3 separate regions of the Mus musculus genome follow, and regions 2 and 3 are each linked to region 1. A link is a loop called in an ENCODE intact Hi-C map of the cell type or tissue named here. Cell type or tissue: left cerebral cortex. All regions are shown on one strand.

Evidence for each region. Peaks named below come from ENCODE experiments on the same cell type or tissue, not always from the same donor. Only the 100,000 strongest peaks of a DNase experiment are listed, where the experiment ranks them.
Region 2: a loop joins it to region 1, with 2.3 times the contacts of the local background. A loop is called at or near these places in 6 of 42 quality-filtered maps.
Region 3: it touches region 1 in a loop (3.0-fold over the local background); 13 of 42 quality-filtered maps call a loop at or near these places.

Annotation. Positions count from the first base shown.
Region 1 is chr6:56,684,745-56,692,744 of GRCm38, forward strand. No RefSeq gene overlaps it. Among named protein-coding and RNA genes, the nearest start is that of Lsm5, 16 kb to the right of the region's middle. In left cerebral cortex, a CTCF peak has its summit at 6,704 (motif pointing left); DNase peaks (open chromatin) are centred at 3,707, 3,965 and 6,698.
Region 2 is chr6:56,605,464-56,613,463 of GRCm38, forward strand. It overlaps a transcript of Pde1c not described here. Among named protein-coding and RNA genes, the nearest start is that of Gm22493, 8.5 kb to the left of the region's middle. In left cerebral cortex, a CTCF peak has its summit at 3,004 (motif pointing left); DNase peaks (open chromatin) are centred at 3,003 and 7,543.
Region 3 is chr6:56,062,243-56,070,242 of GRCm38, forward strand. Pde1c (phosphodiesterase 1C) reads right to left here. Exons shown (of 19, transcript NM_001159953.1): 19 at 7,562-8,000. Among named protein-coding and RNA genes, the nearest start is that of Ppp1r17, 49 kb to the left of the region's middle. In left cerebral cortex, a CTCF peak has its summit at 4,602 (motif pointing right); DNase peaks (open chromatin) are centred at 1,649 and 4,636.

The DNA of each region.
Region 1 (8,000 bases):
GCAGTGCTAAGCAGAAAAGAAAAAAAAACAAAAAACAAAAAGCAAAAAACAAAAACAAAAACAAAACACTGTAGCTGGATCACATTACCTATCCTCAAACTACCACAGAGCCATAGTGACAAAGTCAGTAATATAGAAACACACCCAGACCAATGTAAGATAATAGAAGTCACCAAAAAAAAAAAAAAAATCAACCAATACAGTATGGACACCTAATATTTGACAAATGTTTCAAATATATACACTGGGAAAAGCCTATTCAAATAACTGATGCCAGCAAAATCATATATCCACCCACAGAAAAATCTCTTTGATTTCACATAAAAGTCAACTGAAAATGGATCAGACAACTTCAGACATGAATCACCTATAAGACCTATATTTATATCACAAAGTGTTTCCTCTAGCAGTTTCAAACTATAGTCAAGAACTTTCTAGATAGAAGCCCAGCAACACAAGATCATGCTTCAAGAATAAATAAAGGTACATGAAATCAAAATGCTTCTTTATGGGGCTGGAGAGATGACTCAGAGGTTGGGTAATATTGTTCTTTTAGAGGTTCCAAGTTCAATTCCCAGCACTCACATGGCTGCTCACAACCATCTGATGTAGAATAGGATCTGATGCCCTCTTCTGATATGCAGAAGGAGACAAACAATACAGAAAATAAATAAATAAATAAATAAATAAATAAAATAGATAATAAATGAATAAATAAATCTTTTAAAAATGCCTCTTCGCGGCAAGATAAACTGTCATGAGAGTAAACAGACAACCTATATTTGCAGAAAATCTTCACCAGCTATATCTCAGATAAAGAGTTTATATTTTGAAAATATGAAGAACTGCAAAAATTGTATATCAAATGTATAAAACTGCCAGTTAATAAGTGGGGCAGTGAACTGAGCAGTCAGTCTTAAAAAAAAGAAAAGAAAAGAAAGAAAGTCATATGACCAATACATATTTTTTTACATGTTTAATCTCTATAACTATAAATTAAAACTACTCTGAGGACCCAGAGGCCTGCCCACCACCACAAGGTACCGGCAGGCAGAAGACACCCAGAGGCCCTCCCACCACTGCATGACCTGCCCTCCACGGGTGCCACTACAGTGTGAAATGTGTGGTGGAGGGAAACAGAACGGTTTGAGCACTATGAAGAGTTAGAGCTGGAGACCAAAGAGCCCTGACACCTGAGGTCATAGTGAAGTCTCAGCCGTGTGGCCACTCAGCAGCCAGGTTCTGTGACAAAGTCTGTGGCCCATGTTACCACCAAAAGTCATGCGGATGTCTCTGGTCTGCTGCCTGGAACCATACTGCCATTACAGGGCTGTGCAAAGCTGGCCCCACCCTCACTGGACTCTGTGTTCTCCCAGAGATAGGTGCCTGACCAGGTTCATTGCTGCCTTACACAGTAACAAGAGGAGGGGGTCAGTCTACATAGCCTCAGTAGAGTAATGGAATGAAAATGAGACCTGTATACACAACAGAATTCTTTTCACTGATAAGGAAAAGTGAAATTTGCAGGAAAATTAATGCACTTGGAAATGTATAGTTAAGACAGATACAGGAAAACAAGGATTGCATGTTCTCTCAGATGCAGGCCTGGGTTTCTAATTGTACACACGTGATGGCTCAGCAGGTGACAACAGTGAGTGCCACTAAGCCTGAGCTCGTGGGCTCTGTCCCAGGGCTGGACAGAATGGAGAGAACTGACTCCTACATACTCCCACACACAAATAAATCATGGAATACGTGTTTTTGTGTGAGAATGAGTGTAGGTAGAGGTCAGGAAACTAGAAAGGGGCCCATGAACCAGGGGAACAAAGAGGCTTAAAGGAGCCAGTGGGAAGGGCAATAGAGTGTGTGTTGTTTTAGAACACTGGAGAAAGTTTGAGACCACCATGCTAATTAAGACAATTAGGAATATAAAGAATCCTTTATCAAGAAAACCAGTGACTTAGCAAGCAGGCTCCTGACACAAAGAACTCTTGTCACAAAACTCCCCTTCCAGGCAGGGGAGGGACTTTAAAGTCAAAAGTCAAAAAGGCTGTAATCACATCACACCAGGAGCAGGATCTAGTGGCTCTGGGATTTTGTTGTTGGTGGTTTGTTGTTGTTGTTCTTGTTTTGTCTTTTTATGTTTTGTTTTTTTAATCACGTAGTCAAAATTTATTTCAAGGCCCGTGAAAACATTCAATCTAATCAAAACAGTACTATTTTTTAAATTATTTTATTTGCGTTTCAAATGTCCCATTTCCCAGCCTTCCCTCCAAAAATCTCCTATCCCATCCCCTCTCCCCTTTGCCTGTAAGAGGGTGTGCCCCCACCCACCCACCCACTCCTGCCTCACCCTTCTAGCATCCTCCTTCACTGGGGCATTAAGCTTCCAAAGGACCAAGTGCCTCTCTTCCCATTGATGCCAGATAAGGCAATCCTCTGCTACATAAGTATCGGGCCATGGACCTCTCATGTATACTCTGGCTGGTGGTTTACTCCCTGGGAGCTCTATGGGTTCTGGTTAGTTGACATTATTGTTCTTCCTATGGGGTTCAGCTCCTTCAGTCCTTCCCCTAACTCTTCCATTGGGGTCCGCAGGCTCAGACTAATAGTTGGCTGTGAGTATCTGCGTCTGTCTTTGTCAGGTGCTGGCAGAGTCTCTCAAAGGACAGTCATACCAGGCACCTGTCTGCAAGCACTTCATGACATCAGCAATAGTGTCAGAGTTATATGTCTGCGCATGAGGTAAACCCCAAGGCGGGGCAGTCCCAGGATGGCCTTTCCTTCAGTCTCTGCTCCATTTTTTTCTCCCTGCATTTTCCTCTAGACAGGAAAATGTTTATGAAGTTACAAGGACCCTTTAGAAGGGCATTAAATTATATTTAAGTACCTGTATATACAGGGCTAAACAGGCGTCATTTGTTTTCAGAACAAAGGACCACATCAAAAAAACAAATACTTCTACTTCAACATTTAGTTATTAAATAATTTTCCTAATGGGAAAACAAGTATTTTGTTGGTTTTCTTTAAAAGATCAAAAAAACAAAAACAAAAAACAAACAAACAAATAAACAAACAAACAAATAAACTTGTATAGCCAGGCATAGCAGTAGCCAAGATAAGTGGATCTCTATGAATTTGAGGAAATCTAGGGCTACATAATGAAACTCTGTCTAAAAAAGAAGGAAGGAAGGGAAGGGAAGGGGAAGGGGAAGGGGAAGAGGGAGGGGGAGGGGGAGGGGAAGGGGAAGGGGAGGGGGAGGGGGAGGGGAGGGGAGGGGAGGGGAGGGGAGGGGAGGGGAGGGGAGGGGAGGGGAGGGGAGGGGAGGGGAGGGGAGGGGAGGGGAGGGGAGGAAGAAATGTGTACAAATGAATAACTGTGTTCCTCCTTCAGTCCCATAGAAGCCTACTGATACGAGTTTCTTGTTTTGTTTTTTTCTAAAAATGCAATACAGATCTACACATGACCTCCGTTCACACAACGATGAGTAGGATGGCAAAGCTCACAAAAACTTATATATTTTTATATCTATAAAATATATTGATACACAAAACAATACAACTGTGGTATGGATTTTCCTCCTTGGATGTGTGATGGTTTCCTGTGAAAGCCCTCTCTGTTTGGCAGAGAACACTCACCAGCACGCAAGGTTCTAACAACAGAACTGAAATCCTTATTTTGCTCCAGTGGCTTCCTCTTCTGCCCACACTCACAGATTTCATTTCCATTTTAAGACACTGTCTTTCTAGTGGTTCACGCTAATTAACATTACGTAAAAGAATCTTGATTTCTGAATATTTTTAGTACTGTAAATGATGGATTTAGTAGCTGAATCTTAATAGGATTGTTGCATTGTATTGTCAAACTAATTCACAGCTACTGGAAAGTGTTCGACCTAAAATACAACTGAGAGGAGACTGTATCGTGAGCAGTGGAACACTGCATTGGATGGATAAATAAGGTACCTTTCATCAGTGGCCATTCACAAATTTGCCTTTACAAATGTGGAAGAAGCGGGTTGGGGATTTAGCTCAATGGTAGAGCGCTTGCCTAGCAAGTGCAAGGCCCTGGGTTTGGTCCTCAGCTCTGGGGAAAAAAAGACAAAACGTGGAAGAAATTGGCTTCAAATTCAGTACTTGTTCTTTTGATTTGTTTGTTTGTTTTCCCTTTCTACACATCACCTTGAAACACTGTAATAAGTGACTCTAAAGAATCAAGGCCCTTGCTTTCAGCTGCTGGGTGAAGCCACTCACATGACTGTTGTGCTAGCCTCCTGACTGAAAGGATAGCAGAATATTATTAATATTAATAGTGTCTGGGGTGGGCTCTCTGTCATGGCATGGGACTCAAGTTATACCAGTCATTGTTTGGCCACTCCCTCGCTTTCTGCTCCCTCTTTATCCCACCACCTCTTATAGGCAGGGGAAATCGAGGGGCGAAGGTTTTGTTGCTGAGTCGGTGGAGGTCAGGGAATCTTGAGGAAGAGAGGGAACAAGGATTGAAAGAGCCAGAGAGGTCAAAGACACCACAAGAAAACACAGAATCAACTAACCAGGTCACATAGTGGCTCACAGAGACTGAATCACCAACCAGAGAGCATGCATGAGGCAGATCTAGTCCGTTACACATATGTAACAGACATATGCCTTGGTCCTCATGTGGTACCTCTAACATCTGGAGCAAGGGCTGTCTCAGACTCTGTTGCCTGACTTTGGATCCCTCTCCCCTAACTGGATGGCCTTGTCTAACCTCAGTAGCAGAAGATGCACACTGTCCTACTACAACTTGATATGTCAGGGTGGGTTGATATCCATGGGAGGTCTCCTCTTCTCTGAGGAGAAGGAGAGGCAGGCATAGGGGGAGGGGAGGAGAAACGGAAGGTGGGGAAGCTGGGATTGAGATGTAAAGTAAATGAATGAATAAATAAATAAATAAATGAAAGACTTAAGGTTCTTTCTGCCACATTGCAAATTTCTCCATAGAAGTCCCCTTTCAAGGATATATGATCTGGATTCCCATGGACTTTTTCACATTTATGTAGCATAGGTCTATTGCTCTTTACCATATTATGGACATCTCTACTCCCAACAGTGGGCTGCCATAATAAATGCCAGTGGACACATCAGCTGGAAGATTGTCCACTATTTGTTAAGAAAATGGGCTGAGAAAATTGCCCCAGTGCTTGGAGCTCAACCAAAGCCACGTGTACTTGGCTGCTATAGAAGAACAGCAGCCACCCCCCCCCCCTGCCCCCAGGACACAGAGAAGCCAGCTTCTGCTGCTAAACAGGAGCAGCATCCAGTAAGTGAACCACCCAGGCCAGCAGGGGACCAACAGAAGCTGGGCGGTGGGAGTGAGACACCTTGTGTGAAAAGTGCCTGCTCACAGACCTCACAGCGACTGCCAGAACTCAGCCAGGTAAGGAGGTGGTGAGTCTTTTAGGACAGAGAAGGAGGAACCTTTGATCCTTAAAAACGTCTCATTTTTCAGAAGTGAGAAATCATTCGTTTACGTTTACGTTTACGTGCAGGATGGGAGGTGTGGAATCAGGTCAGTAACCTGACCTCCTAAATCGTATCAGTGTTGTGTGAGAGTGGATAGGGTGGGGAAAGCAAGAGAGGCAGGTGTGGGGGAGATCAACCAAAACTAAGTGTGTTTGAAAACGCCATAAGGAGAGCTGTTACTCTATTGTATATGTTACTCTAACTAAAGCATAAAGCTACGTTTTAATAAAAAAGAGGCTCTTCAGCAGTAAAAGGCCTCCATTCCCTGAGTTTGCTATATATCTAAGCTATTGCAGATGTTTTATATATATGGTCTCTATTAATCTTCACAAGCTTGAATGGTAGCTATTTCTCCCCCACCCCCCAAGTTAACAAGTTAGGAAATCAAAGCCAACAAAGTTAAGTGTGTAGTCTGTCCAAAGTCAAACAGCTGGCCAAGGTTAAGATTACAGTCCTGGGTGAGTCTAAGCCTACAGCTCATGTTTGTATTCACAACTCCGCATTCAAGCTGAAGCAGGGCGATTCAAAGCTCAGAACTGGCTTGAGATAAAATGTGAACTCAAGACTAGCCTGACTAATGTAGGGATCTCCTGTCCTTAATTTCAAACTATGGAATGTAGCTCAGTGGGTAGAGCATTTCCCTAGCAGGCATGAGGCAGAGTCCAGGGAAAGCACATTATTCTTCACAAATGAAAATTCGTTTCCTGCTTAAAATAATTTATTTACATTGATGTTTTTGACTACATGTGTTTGTATGAGGGTGTCAGATCCCCTGGAACAAGAGTTATAGACCATTGTAAGCTGCCATGTGGGTGCTGGGAATTGAATCCAGGTCCTCTGGAAGAACACCCAGTGTGTGTAACCTCTGAGCTCTAGTTCCTAAAATTGATTTCCTTTTTATAAAAGTATATACAGGGCATGGTTTGTGAGTGCCTTTAATACCAGAACTCGGGAGATAGAACTCTGAGTTTAAGGCCAGTCTGGTCTACATAGTGAGACCCTGAACAGAAAAAAAAAAAAAAAAAGTGGGGGTTGGGGGATAAAACAATAACATGAGTTAAACTCTCCCTGGCCTTATCTTGTGATCCAGCAGTAAGTACTGCAGAGTAGGTAACCAGAAACCAAGTTCTCCAGGAGCTACAGGGAGTGAAAAGTCACAGGCTCCGCACCTAACAGGCTGGTCCCACAGTGCCCTCTGGTGGTCAGTTGGAATCAAGAATGCTTTTGTTTTGTATTGTTTTTTGAGATAGGAGCTCACCCCAGGCTAGCCTGGAACTCACTATGTAAAATCCCGTTTTGTCTCAACCTCCTGAGTGCTGGAATTAGGGGCAGGAACCACCATCACTGTGCTTGGCTACATGAATTTTTCTTAAAGCTGAAAATGAAACCTTGATAACCAGATTCTGTCACTGTCACCCTTGGATAAGTAGATTTAATCTGCTTTCCATCCATCTTTTCCAGTAAATGTACCCTGACCTCACAGCCCAGGGGACTGGGTCTACAGGGCATGCACTGGCATCAAACTACCCTGAGATCACTACTTGGAGACGTCAGACAGTGTCTTTCTAAAGTGTGGTCCGCAGAGCACAAGAACTGATTTCCTGGTCCTTAGTAAACCCCAGTAGCACAATCTTGATAATTGTGCCTCCCTGCACTGATGGTCTATCAACCATGCCAGCAAACTATGCAAGTGCTGGTGCTGTTAAAAACAGCTTAAATTCTGAATTCTAACCTAAACAGGGAATAAGATTCATTTTCCTTGAAACCAGGACTTTGCATGGCATCCATACCAGATGCTATTTTCCCAGAAGTGAATAGCTGTACAAGATTGGGAAAGCCTTTAAAGTTGCTATGATGCATCCATGTAAGCTGTGAGTGGTGATGGTAAGAGGCCTTGAAGGATTTCCTAGAGGATAGAATACTACAATCATTCCCCCAGAGGCTTAACTAAACCAGGGAGCAAGAGCCAGGAACTTCTGTTAGTGGGTAAATAGGTCCTAGAATCCTGTTAGAAAGCTTGGGCTCATTTCTAGATGGTGGGTTCCTGAGGGATTTATAGCCATGTGAGAGCAATCATCCCTGTGGCTGGGGGCTGTGAGAGACATATATGATAAGGTAAGGGGACAGCCGGGAGTCAGAGAAGGCTGTCGTACCAGTGCGGCAGAGATGAGGGCTACTGGAGGCTTACAGGAACGCATAGACTTGGTAGCTTCAATCGGTGAACTATGTTTAACTTCTTTGTATGAAGTTTAGAATTTCTGAGGTTTACCCAACTTCAGATTCTTGTGTAGAAGCAGATAGCCACAAAACAAAAAGGATATGCATATTCCATCCAAGCAATTCAACCCCGTAGTAAATCAAATTAGTCCGTGAGAGCAGAGAGGACCAGGTGTGCAAACTAATCTCCCTGCACACAAAAGAAAGTGCCAGAAGTGGCAAAACAGCATTCCTCCCTTTCTTCTGTCTTTTTTCTGCTTTTGACATGTTGGCCAAAT
Region 2 (8,000 bases), 79 kb before region 1:
TAGCTGAGAGGACATAGACTGGGACCAAATGATCTGGATCTTGGTACTCGCTCCTTAAAGCATCATAGCTTTCCAAAACCTCTTCACTCCCTCTTCACCATTTCAATCGACTTCTCCCTGTGTTTCATAGTGCTTACTCCCCACCAGCTTCCCTCATCTGCACTCCCTTGGGTTTGTGTTCATAATCAGACGGACAGCAAATTCTTAAACTGTGATCCATGGCCTCATATGGGTTGCATAACTGAATGTAGGATCAAAAAAATTTTTGTCTCTTGCACATCAACCAAATACTAATTCAAAATCAAAACCATAATGAATCCTGGATATTTCTAGCAGTGTTTTCCCATGTTGTATCATGGTGTATCATTCACTATAGCCTTGATTCTGAACACACAGACATATGCACTTTGCACTGCACCCACCATGTGCGATACAGCACCAACAATACTATCTTAAACACCTCAGCTCAGAGTTGAGACTTACTATAAGTTATAAGCTACAGTGTTATCACTGGACATACAAACCTTTCTGCTCTTACAGAGACATAATATTTTAATTGCAGAAAACAAAGACGTTAATTATTTTTTTTCCTTCTGTCATTCCTCGGTGTATATCTAATTAGTATACTTTGGATTATAACATTAGAAAGTGTGGGCTTGTTTTCAGAATTCTATTTGAGTTGCTGGCTTAAGTTTTAATCTAAAACAATTATTAAATGAATTTTGACTTGGGATTAGGACAGAGTTTCAAGCAATTTCTAAATTGATCCTAACCAGACTTTTGATTTTATACAATATATTATGACAATTGGTCTGCTTCGTGTGAAGGAGAATTCCTAAAAAGAAGCAGTGTTGAAGAAGGCTAATTAAAACTTCACTGACTGCGGAGAGTTTAGAATGTAGCAGGTCTAGAGTCTGATGACAGTTTCTCTTGTGCTATCTTTAGCTCCCTAAAAAGTAGTTGCTTGCCTACTTCTTTGACTGACCTAACTTCTGATAGATTAAAATCTTGGGAATGTATTGACTTACTAAAAATCCTGTTAACAACAATATGAACTAACAAGTACCTCCTGAACTCGTGTCTCTAGCTGCATATGTAGCAGATGACCTAGTTGGCCATCACTGGGAGGAGAGGCCCTTGGTCTTGCAAAGATTATATGCCATACAGGGGATTGCCAGGGCCAGGAAGCAGGAGTGGGTGGGTTGGGGAGCAGAGATGAGGGAGGGTATAGGGGACTTTTGGGATAGCATTTGAAATGTAAATGAAGAAAATATCTAATAAAAATTGTTTAAAAATTTAAAAATAAATGAAAATAAAAATCCTGTTATCTGCTCATCAAAGGACTAAGAATCCCAACAGATAGATAGCATCTGAGGCCAATCTGCCTGGCTGTAGCCCACTTCCCTGAGGTTCCTTTTCATCAATGTAACTTGTAAATGCTTGATTTAGGACTTTCTTCATCCTGCTACTATACAACTTCAGAAAACTGCTTCTATGGGGGAACATAGAACGCGGAATAATCTGGCTTCACATTTTTCAAGCCATGGTCATTCGTTTGGCTCCAGAAATAAACTCCCTCTTATTGCCTTTGAAGTGAGAGCTGTGGTTTTGCACTAACGACAGCATCAAAAATATCCGTCAGTTCTGACAAAAGTTAAAGATGCTCCCTGTCCTCCACAGCCATAGCCTACATCCAGGAGCTAATTCTTTAATGAAGATTAATAAACATGTTCATCTCAGTCTGCAATTTTGATTCTATCTTGAAGAAATAGCAACATCATATTATACAAAAGAATTGTTTTAAAATGAATTTTACTATGGTTTATTTGGCAGACACTCACAGAATCTAGAGTTCTGCCCAAGAAGGCATGTGCTGGAGGGATGGCACTTCCCTTTGTCAAGATCTGCACTCAGAACATCTGTCACCATCTGGCAAGTCAGTGTTCACAGTGACCATATAATTTGTGTATAAGAAACTTAGGGGCCTGCTGTTGCTCAACAGTGAACAATTCAGAGAAAATGCCAAATGAAACGTGTTGGAACTTAATCTTTTTTTTATTAGGTATTTATTTCATTTACATTTCCAATGCTATCCCAAAAGTCCCCCACCCGCTCCCCCACCCACCCACTCCCACTTCTTGGCCCTGGTGTTCCCCTGTACTGAGGCAGATAAGTTTGCATGACCAATGGGCTTCTCTTTCCACTGATGGCCAACTAGGCCATCTTCTGATACATATGCAGCTAGAGACACGAGCTCCAGGGGGTACTGGTTAGTTCATATTGTTGTGGAACTTAAATCCATCTTCTTAAATTATGTTTTGTGGTGTCGTGGAATCTGACTTCAAAATGGAAATATTGTCAGAGAAAAGTCAATCTCCTAGATCTGAGGCAAGGTTATAGTGACAATTTTGGAATTTTGGTAGATTTTTTTAAACACAGAAATATTATAAGAATGTGCTTTCATTTTAATCCCAGGTGTGGGGATGTAGGGTTGCTTCAGACTGTTCACAGCAGCTGACATGGTTTTGCCAGCTGCAAACAGTTTCTGCAATTGTGTGACATTTGCAAGTCTGGAAACTTTGCAGAGGGTTCATAAATGGCAGGGCCCCAAGAGGTGAAGGGTGGCTGTTTGTTGTTTAGGGAGGCTGGTTGCAGTTTGTTAGTAGCTGTGATCAAAGAAGAAACAAAAGGAAAGAAATTAGATTCAGGGATTTCCCCCCCCCCCCCCCAATTCCTCTCCTCTTCTCTCTATCCTTGTTTCTCTCCCAATTAGTATTAGGGGGCAAAACCAGGGACATAAAGGGTAGGAAAAGAAGAACCCACAAAACAACACAGAGAAGCTACATGGGGTTAAATTGTCAGGGAAGATTTAGAAAAGAGATTTTCACCTAGAATTGGAGGACTAGCTTGGGTGCCCAGTTTTCTGCCCTTCTTCAAACTCCTAAGTGCCTAGTTCTTTTGAGATCTGATGCAGGTTTTTCTGTATCAACACCGCCATCTGGTGGTCATATGCTCTCTCTGCAACAATGTGTAGCTCACCGGAGCCAGCAGTGGTGCTGTAAAGGATTGATGCAGGTAGACAGAGGTCTAGATTTTGTATCCTATCTGGCTGGAGAGGCGTGCATTGTTGTAGTGCAAATGCTGGCAAATGTATCTCCAACATTTCCAGCATTAAAATTTATGTCCCTTCGAAGGGTTAAAAGGAAGGAAATGTGGTTGGATGACAGTATTTAGAGTTGGAACCTGTGGGGAAAGGTCAGGATTAAATAAAGTCACCAGGGTGGTGTCCTTGTGATTAAATTCTAGTGGCTTTGGAAGAGAAAGGAATAGAATATTCACACACTCCCTGCAGTTTGCTTTGTAAGAGCCTATAACACTCTCTGTTACCTGGGAGGTCTGCCAGCAAGAAGAGCATCACAGATTTAACCCCTCAACCTTGCATCTCCAGAACAATAAGCAAAAACAACCCTTTTTCTTTATAAAGTAACTCTGCCTCAAATACTTGGTCCTAGTAATTAAATGGATGGTAAAAATGTCCCTAAGTACATGATGTTGAAAGCACCTAGTTCCATACATGGTTTAATGCTCTCAGAAATTTGTCTTATGTTTAAAGTTTGCAATTTTAAGGCTTTCTGACCTGCACCGAGATACCCATATGAGGAGGACAGTAGCGTCATTAGCAGTCCTCTGACTGTGCTCCTCAACGCCGAATGCTATTACCTCACCAGAAGAAAGTGCACAGAGGACTTTTAATTTTAACTTTCATTTTGTTTTATTTCAGTTGCTTTATTCCTCCTACCCTTCTTGGACTGTGTCTGTCCACGTCCAATGTCAGTCTAACACAAGTCCACACCCTAACACACATCCCCAAAATGAATCAACAGATTCATCATGCTCTCACCAGAGTGGTTTTAGCCAAATATATCAACATGTATCCTGAAATGTCTCAGCGGGTTTGGAACTTAATGTTGCCTTCAAATGCTGGGAAGAATGGAAAGTAGCTGCTCCTGGGTGAACTTAAGTGATAGCCCATCAAGAGGCAGCATCTTCATTAACCAGAGGAGCCCAAACTGGATGGCATTGAGTATCAAGTTGGGAAATGCTGAGGTCAGTAAGGAGCACAGACTACAAAGGATGATGATTCTGCATCTGCCCTGTTAGAAATGTCCACTGAACCCTGCACCCTCCTTTGTATTGCATCTGCCCTGTTAGAAATGTCCACTGGACCCTGTACCCTCCTTTGTATTGCATCTGCCCTGCTAGAAATGTCCACTGAACCCTGCACCCTCCTTTGCATTGCATCTGCCCTGTTAGAAATGTCCACTGGACCCTGTACCCTCCTTTGTATTGCATCTGCCCTGTTAGAAATGTCCACTGGACCCTGTACCCTCCTTTGTATGTTAGCCCTGAATTTCTCAATGGCTCTGGTCACATACTTGACAATTTCAGTCAACGAAAAAGAAGCCATAACTATTTTCTCCCAAGCCTTTTTTACTTTTACATCCACTTTCATCTGGTATTCTAGGCCACACAGTTAACATGTTTTGTTCAGCCTGGAAAGGGGATACACACTTACAGATTCCACTGCAGGTCATTGCATGAGTAAAAATACCCAATCTAAGCCCCAACCTGTACCTCTTCTTTGGCCCTTTCCCAAATCTGACAAGGATTGGATGTTTAGGTGCATAACATCCATCTCCACACAGCCCACAGGGCCTTTGAACAAGCATGCTAACTGTTAGAGGCCAGAGATGTCTGAATGCAACTGAGGCTGAGAAGTGGCTGCACGTTTCCTTCAGGAAAGGGGCTGCCACAGGCATTGTGGCCCTTGAGTTGGACCCTTCTTTCTGTTCAGGAACTGAACTGCACCTGGGACTATGGTCTCAGGTGAGAGTGAGTCTGATCCTCGCAAGGGGCCATTCCAGCAAGCCAAATAAGGAGCAAGCCTGAGACAACCACCAGACTGGTGACATGAGGCCCAGACAGGGGACTAGCCTGAGATGGCCACTAGCCAAGCACCATACAGGCCTTGGGATGCAGACCCTGCCTAAGATGACCACTACACAGTTGTGTAATGCACGGGTGAGGCATAGCACTCCTGAGACCACTCCTGAGATGATACTAGATACTTAGAGACCCTGATCACCTCTAAGAGGAGCAAGTAAATGGTGGAGAAATGGAAGAGAAAGAGAAGCAGAAGGGTGTGGGCACAGTAAAGAGGGGCAGAACTGGAGACTCAAACATAGTGAGGAATGGCTTGATATGAGTAGTCATGACTATAGCAGCAGGGGTCTGTTACCACCAAAGGCCAGACGGCATCCCTGGTCTGGGCTGCCACCTAGGGAGTGTTGGTGCCTGAAGACTGTGCAGAACTGTCCTCACCCCTTACCTGGGCATCATGGGAGGGCTGGCCCTGGAGGCATGAAAGCAAGTGAACTCTGACCCCTCCCCTAGGCAGCTTCAGTACTTCGGTGAGCAGCCATTGCCAGAGTTGTGGATGACCCTGCCCTGAGGATATGATTGTGGAAGAGCTAGCCCTACCACTTATCCTCCCATGTGATGGCGTGGATGAGAAAGAGCTATCCTCCTTACCCATCACCACCTGCAGCAGGTGGGAGACCTGGCCCTGGGGTCAAGAAAACAGAAGAACTAGTCCTGCACCTCACGAGCTGCAGCACTTGGGAGAGCAGGCACCTCACCTAGGCAGCACAGTAGAGCTGACCCCAGTAACAGAGGAGTAGGGGAGCTAGCCCCAAGTGCATGAGCATGGTAGAGCCACACACATACACACACACACACACACACACACACACAAACACACACACACACACACAAACACACACACACACACACACACACACACAATTGTCTTTTGGTAACATGGGCAAGAAAGAGACGTTCTTCCACACCACCCCTTGCCACCTACAAAGCAGAGCTGTCCTCAAGGTCATCAGAGCAGGACAGCTATCCCTGCCCCTCACCTGTTACATCACTCAAGGGTGCAGGCCCTGTACCTCACCTGGGCAGCAGGGTAGAGCTTATGCTGGTTATGGTGGTTGTGGGTAAGCCAGCCCCAAAGGGATAAGTGCAAAAGATCTGTCTCTGCCTCTTGTCTTCCGGACAGTGGTGTGGATGAGGAAAATATGTCATCCACCTCTCCCTTGTCCCTTGTCATTTAGGGCAGGTAGGTGAGCTGCCCGTGAAGTCATGAAAGTGGGAGAACTGGCCATGTCTCTTAGCAACTGCAATACTCTTAGGACTGGGCCTGCACCTCGCCTGTGCAGTAGGGTAGAGCTGGCCTTGGTTTCGGCGGTTCCTGGTAACCCAACCCCAAAGGCACGAGAGTGGGAGAGCTAGGTGCTGACCAACTCTGATACATTTTAGGCCTAGGGCTTTGAAGTGGCCCACTCCAACATCAGCTTCATCAGCAAACTGCTGTAGTACATGAAGTGGCCCGTCCTACATTTCCAAAACAGGATCTCCATGACACGGGGCAACAACAGGATATCTGAGAGGAGTCCCAGTGAGGTTCCAGTATAGATAGAGTAACAGAAGGCAAAATCCTCGAACCTGACCAAGAAGTCATTGGAATGAACATTTGCAAGCAAAGAAACGTGGACAAAGGGTATACTGTGGGATACACTGTGACACATTACAGCTTCCACAATGAAATTTGGGGTATACTGTGGGATACAATAGGATACACAACAGATTCCACAATGAGATTTTTTTCTCTGTTGAGGGGGGGCAGAGTTGCAAGGTTAGAAGGCGGGTGTGAAGGAAGAGGGGGATAAGTGAAATTGGGATATATGATGTGAAGTTCACAAAGAACAATGAAAAGTTAAACACACACACACACAATTAATGAGGAGCTAGAAGGATTGCTCAGTGGTAAAAATCACTAGCTGCTCTTCCAGAAAACCCAAGTTTGATTACCACCATCTTCAGGGTAGCTCACAACCATCTGTAACTTCAGCTTGAGGGATCAGATGCACTCTACTGATCTCCTTTGGCACTGTGTGGATGTAGTGCAGACACATCCATGCAGTCAAAACACACAATACCAAAATAATAAATTTTTTAAAGAAAGTATTTACAAATCAAATATTAATAATGGACTACTAGAATATTAGAACCTTTAAAATCATTGGCAAAAAGACAATGGAATTAAATATGGATAAGGATTTCAATCTCCATGCCACCAAAGAACATGTAGGATTGGGGCTGCTGAGTCTCTGGTAACTCTGTTTAATACTTAAGACACTTCAGACTAATTTGTAAAGTGGCTGTGCCTGTTTATAGTTCCAATAGCAATTGCCAATCTTTTAAAAAACTCTTCCCTGTATTTGGAAGGATAAATGTTACTACTTTTCTATTCTATATCCTGGTTGGTATGAGAACATGAAATGCTGCACTGTTATGAAACAATCCTGGGCATCTATCAGAAGATGCAGGATAAAAGAAGCTCGGTACAAACACACTGTAAAGTCTTACTCAGTGTGGTGGGCTGCCTGCCTGAAAACGGCTTGCATAGACTCAGATGCTTGAATAATACACCCACAGTTGATGGAACTATTTGTGGAGGTTGAGAAGGTGTGGCCTTATTGGAGGAGCTGTGTCATTGTGGGTGGATTCTGAGGCTTCAAATGACTTCCACTATTCCCAGTGTTCTCTCTCTCTCTCTGCCTCTTGCTCTTAGATCAAAATGTGATCTCTCATCTGTTCCTGCTGCCATGCCTTTATACTGCCATCATGGACCAACTATCTGAAATCTTAATTTCAAAGAAACACTTTCTTTTATAAGTTGCTTGGTTATGTGTTTTATTACATCAATAGAAAAATAATTAATGCAGAGTTGACATTAATTATGAAGTAAGTTTTTGCTATGACAGACCTGACCTTACTGATTTTTTTTTTTGGAGGAATGTGAAAAAGTTTAGTGCTTTGGATCAGAAAAGCAGTTGAATGATATAAGTGGGGCTTACTGAGCCACTTACAAT
Region 3 (8,000 bases), 620 kb before region 1:
GCAGCATCCCTCCATGGTTCTGCATCAGTTCTTGTTTCCAGGTTCCCAAGCTGTTTGAGTTCCTGCCTTGACTTCCATCAATGATTCAGGATATGTAAGTTAATGAGCACTTTCACCCTCATTCTGCTTTTGTTCATGATGTTTCATCCGAGAAATGGTAACCATAACTAAAGCACTAACGCAAACAACAAAAATAATGGTAAGTGCAATTAGCGAAAGGCTAAGCAACCCCACACATGTGTAAAATTTGTGGGGTATTGTACTCTTCAAAATTAGACTTCTGCCGGGCGTGGTGGCACACGCCTTTAATCCCAGCACTCCAGAGGCAGAAGCAGGCGGATTTCTGAGTTCGAGGCCAGCCTGGTCTACAGAGTGAGTTCCAGGACAGCCAGGGCTATACAGAGAAACCCGGTCTTGAAAAACAAAAACAAAAACAAACAAACAAAATTAAACTTCCATTTGAGCTTTCCTTAGAGCCCCAAACCAGCATCTTAATCAAGTAATTATTGTCATATGAATTCTACAATTGCTAAATAGATTAAGTAATTTCTGTTCTGTTCTAAAGACCACCCTCTCTTTGCCCGGCTACACCACACGTTCCCATGTAATCAATGCCATCTTCACCCTCATCATTAGCAACATCATCAGGATCTTTCTCAAACTCCCTGTTCATGTTCTGTTGATTCCACTTTCCAATTTTAGATCTCCACATTCACATCCACTTCTGCCCTCAATTCCTCCCCGACTCTGAGATCTCCTTGCTGAATTATCAGTTTTGTCTCTTCTCAGATTCTAGAAAATTTTCTATTTGACAGCCACATGATCTTTGTAGCTTTAAATTTTATCCCACTAGGACCCTGTTAATATTTTGAAGAAAAAAAAGTGAGAAAGAAAGAAAAAGAAAAAGAAAAAGAAAGAAAAATAATCTTTTAATTACTTTTAATATCAAGTCTTCACTCTCTATTACAGCATTATAAAGCATATCTACTTTTGCCTTTGCCTATCCTAAGGAGCTTACCTCATACTAACCTCTCAAGTACTTACCACCCTAGCACAGTGTCAGTCTTTTCCTATTTATTAAACATATTCTCTTTGTTTGTGCTCTTTCTCCTCCTTAGAAAGTGCCTCTCTCTTCTCCAGATGCCTGAGCCTGCAGGTCTCCACTAAGATGAGAAGGGTCATTGGGATGTAAGAAGAAATAGTACCTCTCCTTTTCATGACAGTAGACCCATTGTGTCAACAACTGAAGTTGGTTGTATTAAATGACATCAGTGTCAAAGAGCTAACTGGAAAATCATACACACACACATAAGCACACACACACATACACACACACACACACACACACACACACACACACACACTTCATCAAAAGTACAAACCTGATGTGGAATATCTCCTTGAGTACTTACTTGGGAGCTGTCTTCCAGGGTCATGATACTAATAGTTGACTGACAGCAACTTAATAAACAAGGGTTTATTTTTCTGTCACACAACAGTAAGAACCAATGGCAATGCACAGGTTTGTCATCTCAGGGTAAACTGAGGCAGGCAGCCAGTGAGGGTCAGTGCTGAGAGCAGATGATAGAGGTTGATACCCAGATACCTACTGGGGCTTCTGCCTATGGCAGACAGCCAGTGATTAGAGAAATTACTCAGCAGACTTTTCTCTGAGAGAACAAAGCTTGATTCACTGGGGCTTGGCACTCCCTGCAGCCAGGGAACAGTCAACTCTTTTAACTCCCTGGGGCCAGTGAGAAAGAAAAGGAAAGAGAGAAAAATCATACATACACATACACATGCACATATATACACACACTGAGTAAATGAGGCAAAAGAGAAACTCCAATAACACCATACATACAAATTCATACACATAATTGGTGATAAAGTAGCTCCAACACACAGCCAAACAAAATTAACATATACACATACATACAGATTTGATGGATGGGACAAAGTTCCAACACACACTCTCATACTACAAACTTTACAAGATACATTCATACACATACATGTATACATAATACTTGGAGGGTAAAGAGAACAATATTCCAATGAGTTTATTTTTCTCCCATATTTGATATATATTCCAGCAAAATCATTTGAGCAGTATAAAATTGCAATGTGAATATGTTTTTGTTCTTTTCTAGTGAATGCCTATGAAAAAACAGTATGTTCCCCAATACCTTTTGAGAAATAACATAACATAGTATCGATAAAGAAAACAAATTATTCCCAAGAACCAATGTATATTTGTAACTAAGCAACTTGTTATAGATTAAAACAGTGTAAACAAGCAAGGTAGGTTTTTCAGCCAGTTTCTCTTACTGGAAGGCAGCAATTTGCAGTTACTTTAATTTATTCTTAAAATTGATCTTATAAGAATCTTAGAAGAATCACAAATCTAAACTTTTATATAAAAGTCAGTCATGTCTATTTTAAATCCTCAGAATGCATATCTACTGATCAGCAATTATTCATAAATCAGATCAGAAAGCTGAGAGCAAAAAATAGGTAGAAGAAATCAATTATCACCAGTCCAGTCTCAGTGAGAGTCATGCCAGCTAGTGCTGTCATTGTTCTTGTTCTCTGACCTTAAAAGGTCCATGGCTTAACTAATAAGAGTGTGTCTTTCTTTTTTTTTTTTTTTTTTTTTTTTTTTTTTTTTTTTTTTTTTTTTTTTCCATTTTTTATTAGGTATTTCGCTCATTTACATTTGCAATGCTATACCAAAAGTCCCCCATAGCCACCCACCCCTTCTCCCCTACCCACCCACTCCCCTTTTATGGCCCTGGCGTTCCCCTGTACTGGGGCATATAAAGTTTGCGTGTCCAATGGGCCTCTCTTTCCAGTGATGGCCGACTAGGCCATCTTTTGATGCATATGCAGCTAGAGTCAAGAGCTCCGGGGTACTGGTTAGTTCATAATGTTGTTCCACCTATAGGGTTGCAGATCCCTTTAGCTTCTTTGGTACTTTCTCTAGCTCCTTCATTGGGGGCCATGTGATCCATCCAATAGCCGACTGTGAGCATCCACTTCTATGTTTGCTAGGCCCAGGCATACTCTGACAAAAAAAAAAAAAAAAAAAAAAAAAAGCCAGTATCAAAAACATCCTAACTGCCGTCGGCGTGGTGCCACACACCTTTAATCCCAGCTATATCAGAGTGTGTCTTTCTAAATGTCAAATTGTTTCCTAAGATTTTCTACATCAGAGCCAGTATCAAAAACATCCTAACTGCCGTCGGCGTGGTGCCACACACCTTTAATCCCAGCACTCCAGAGGTAGAGACAGGCAGATTTCGGAGTTTGAGGCCATCCTGGTCTACAAAGTTTGTTCCAGGACAGCCAGGGTTATACAAAGAAACCCTGTCTCGAACCTCCCCTCCCCCTCAAAAAAGGTTCCCCTTCAACCTATGAAGTTGCTAGAAAAGCTAGGTTATCTTAACCTAGCTTTTCTAGCAACTTCATTTTTCCAATTGTTTTCTAAGGGTGGTGGTCATTGCTGACAGTCCACACTTCTAAGTTCTTTCCTAGGATGGTGATTAAATCACTAATCTGCTCCAGCACAATGCCTGAAAAAAGAGATCAAGCACTATTATTGTGAGTGGCAGAACTACTGCCCAGAGAGGATCTGGAAGCCCCCTTAAAGTTTTCATAGAATTCCGAGATTAAGAGGGATGTGAGGGCAGCAGGCAGAGCAGAACTCCATAACAGCATGAAGTCCTCTGGACAGGCATGTCAGGGTCATGCCTCAATCCAGGTGCACCCATCATGTCTTTGCTACCAGTGGGCCACATTCCACGAGTTCTAAAGTCATCTGTCATTCCTTCTGCATGGCCTTCATCAATCCAAGAGGTCAACAGTAAGACCTATGTATCAGATTCAGTAATGTAATCAGGGATCCAGGCCTTTTCTATCTTGGTGTTTAGTGTCATGCAAGGAGCTGAACTCCCAATTCCAGGTATGTGATTCTGTGTGGCCCTCCAGACTTTGGTGAGGGGCAGCTTCAATTCTCACTAAGTCAAGCCCACTTCAATTGGATGAACATGGAGAAAGTAGAGTGTCTTACAGCTCTTCCAGAAAAGGAAAGCACTGGCAAGGGCCTTATGATGGCTGTGAGGGTGTGCTGGTACAGTTCCTGGAATCTCACAAACTGGGAGGCCTAGCCAGAAGGACCAAGAGTTTGAGCAGCAACTTGGGCTACACAGTAAGAGCCTGTCTCAAGTCCACAGACAAAACAAAACAACTCCCATCCCCAGAGAAATAGATGTTGAGTTGACACGTCAGTGTACTAGGGATAATAAGAAGGAATTAATGCCAGTGTGTCTGCCTGTTGCTATTTGTTTTCACATTCAAATGTGTGACTAGTTTGTCTACTTAGAACTTTATCTCTTCTATTTCCTTTAGTGTCTATAGCTCATCTTCTAGTATTTCCTAAATTCAATTTTCTTTGTGAGTGTGGAGTTATTCATATATACACACACACATGCACATGTGTGCTCTCTCTCTCTCTCTCTCTCTCTCTCTCTCTCTCTCTCTCTCTCTCTCTCTCTCTCTCTCTCTCGATTGCCCAGAAGTCATTCTTCTGAAAGACACCAGGTGGCAGCAATGCCTAAGAAGTGGCTGACATAGTCCGGTTAGCCCCATGTAATTGAATCCATTTAAATAAATCAGGTAAGTTGGAGAAGTGGCTGTCTTTGCCAAGTCCTTGAGCCACTAATCATTATGGCTTCAGCCTCACTTCCAGAAATGAGAACAGCCTGAGTAACATCCACTAGTAGCACCATTTTTTTTGGCTTATGGACAGCCCAGACCCTACTGAATTTAAAGAATTGCCATACCGTACCATCACCTGGTCCACACTCTGCTACCAGACCACACTCTGACACTCTGGATTACTGCAAAGCCTACACACATGGACATTCCTGAGGTAGACACCTCGACAGACCTTCCCCTCTAAGGACTAGGATATCCTGTCTTCTCGGGGAATTTTGAATTTTAAAAAACAAAGCAGAGGAATATGGAACAAAATGGCATTCTAAAAACATTTTTGACATAATAAGAAACCTGGCCAGCAGAGCAGATCATTAAAATAAAGGAAGTATCGAGTCCTTTCCTGGATGTGGGTGCTGACTGGCTTTAGCACAGTGAAAAGTCTGGCTCACTGAAATAAGTAGCCTGGAGCTCTGCACTGGGAAACTGCTGTGGTGGTCTGGGTGAGAATGGCCCCCAGAGGCTCAGGTGTTTGAATACCAGTTGGTAACACTGTTTTAGTAGGTTCAGGGATATGGGCTTGCTGGAGGGAGTATGTCACACAGTGGGGGCTTTAAGATCTCATAACCCTGTGATATTCCCAGTCTGCTTTCTCTGGTTGGGGCTTGCAGTTTAAGATGTGATTCCTCAGCTTCTACTACAGCCATTATGTCTCCTGCTCATGGCCACACTTTCCCACCATGAGCCAAGAAATTATACAACAGGGAAAAGCTAAGATCTGTGTAATCCACTGATACCATGCTTTGCACTGTAATTTAGTGGTTCTTAACCTGTAGGTCACCACCCCTTTGGGGAATCACACATCAAATATCCTGCATATCAGATACTTAGATTATTGATAACAGTAGCAAAGTGAAAGAGCAATGACATCCTTTTATGTTTGGGGATCATCACAGCATTAGGAAAGTTGAGAACCACAGTGTACTCCCAGTACTCAGGGGACTGAGGCCAACCTGGGATACATAAAGCTACTATAACTGAACTACAAAGCTGTCACTTGTAGAGAAGGAACAGGCTCATGGAGAGTTAAACACAAGTCAAAACAAAGCATCATTTTTACCCGAGGAAGTAAGAGTCCCTCAGCCAAAAGAAAGTGAATTTGCTGTTGCACTTTAGAGAACAGCTCAGGTTTCAACATGCAGAAAACAGAAGACATTGCAAAGCTGTTGCTTTGCAGAAAAACAAATAACCTGCCATTTGTCCTAGGGATGGGACTGTAGATAGAAATCATAGACTCAAAATTAAGAGTCATCAGCCACACAGACATATCTTATCCCATGGGGAACCCAAAACCTCAGCAATGAGAGCTGGACTCTCAACTGCTGGCACGATCAGTGGGTGTGCACATACATGACAGCTATGGGAGGAAGCAGTAGAGTTTAATGCTCTCTTAGTGATGGTCAATGACTTGACCTTGTGTACATAAGTTTAGTAACTATATGGAAAAGAAAGAACTAGAACTCCTGAAGTTGATTATGGTCAGAGGCTGAGAATAAAAGAGACTGGATAGTTATTCTGATTTTTTCCTACCTAAGACTTGACCCATAGTAAAAGAAAATTGCCATTGTGAAGATTCTGTGAATTCTTTGTTGTTTCAGAAATGAGACATAAAATGATGTCAATTGTTTTCTAGAGTATGCTTTAAAAATACCCAGAATGTGTGTCATGTAATGGATGAAAAATGGGTTGCTCTACACATTCATGAGAAATTTAGGCTCAGTGCCAGAGCAAACAGGTGACAGTACAAGCCCAAGAATGTAGAGGCAAATATGTCCCTAAAGGACCCACAGTCAGCAAGACACCCTGCACCAAGGGACTGTTATCTGAATCATGTTGAGCCTTCAGGAAAGTTCTGTACAGTTGAGCTATAGGGTACATTAGAGAAGCAAAGCAACTGGGCTGGGATTCAGTGGAGTGATGGACAGAGGGGTAGATCCTATAAAAGACATGATGTAGTGGGTGGTCGGGGATTTCATAGGAAGTAGGAAGTAATAGTAGCACACAACTGTAACAGTTGGAGGGAGACTCAAGAACTCTAAAGTGTGGGAGATACAAAGCAAGGGGGTGTTGGGGTGCAGATTTTGTGTTTCTACCATATGGAGGAATACATGAAAGTCTTTAATACAGGATGATGTGCAAATAGCCACATGAGCATCAACTCCATGTAACGGCAGGTGAGGATGAACGCCCATGTCATGTCAGAGAACCTGTGAGGGACATCGTTCTCTCACTAGCGGTCTTATTTCTTTCTCGGGCTGGCGCTCCTCTCTCCATAAGGAATAAAAGCTAATAATTGCAGTATGTTCGCTCTAGTCAACCCCACACTATGCTGGGCGAGGCTTTATTATTACTTCACTTTCTTGTAAATGAAACAGAAGTTGACAATGATTATGTAACTCAGTTACAGAGGAAACTAAAGGCAGATCCAGGGTTTACTAATGAGTTTTCCTAACTCCAAAGCCCAGTTCCCAATCTTTAGCTAGGCAGCTTGCCCTGAAATGACAAGTATGCTGGTAACACGGGTGTTCTTCTACTGAGTAACCCCATTGTAAGTTTCTGCCATTAGCAAATTAACTTATTGAGTCTGAATGGACGAAAAGATTATATAATTACAATAATCTGCTACACAAATTCATAAACTGAAAGAGATGAGTCACACTAGTCACCTTAACAAGACAAACAATTCTGAATACTGCCAACCTGGGGACAGGGAGGGGGGCCTACTTTTCAAGTAAACTGCAAAATTCTAAGAAAAAAAGTTGACACATAGCCAAGGAAGTCCATTCAAAGCATTTTTTATTTGCTATAAGAATATAATCTTTCATTTTCTGCTTGTAAAACATAGTAGGCATTTATAAGCAATGTAGACTCTCCACATGTGAATGTTTATTGAACTAAAATTTTAGCAAAGATTGAAAAAAAAAATCACATCTTAAGAGAAAAAAAAAACCACAGAAAGAACAAACATCCTCAACACCCTACCCTCAATCAGCCATGAAAGAGAAGAACCACTGAGGCCTGTAAACTAAGTCAGGAAGTTTTAAGAGACAGGAAGGTCCCCCAAACCTTGTCAGTGTGTAGTCAAAGTGGCTCTTTGCATTCTGCATGAAAGTTTCTGCATGGTACCAAGTAGACAGTACCTGTGAGTTAAACTAATCCAGATGGAGGTACACTTCCAAGCTGCGGACAGCTTTTCTTGCTCAAATACTGGGTAGGGAACTAAG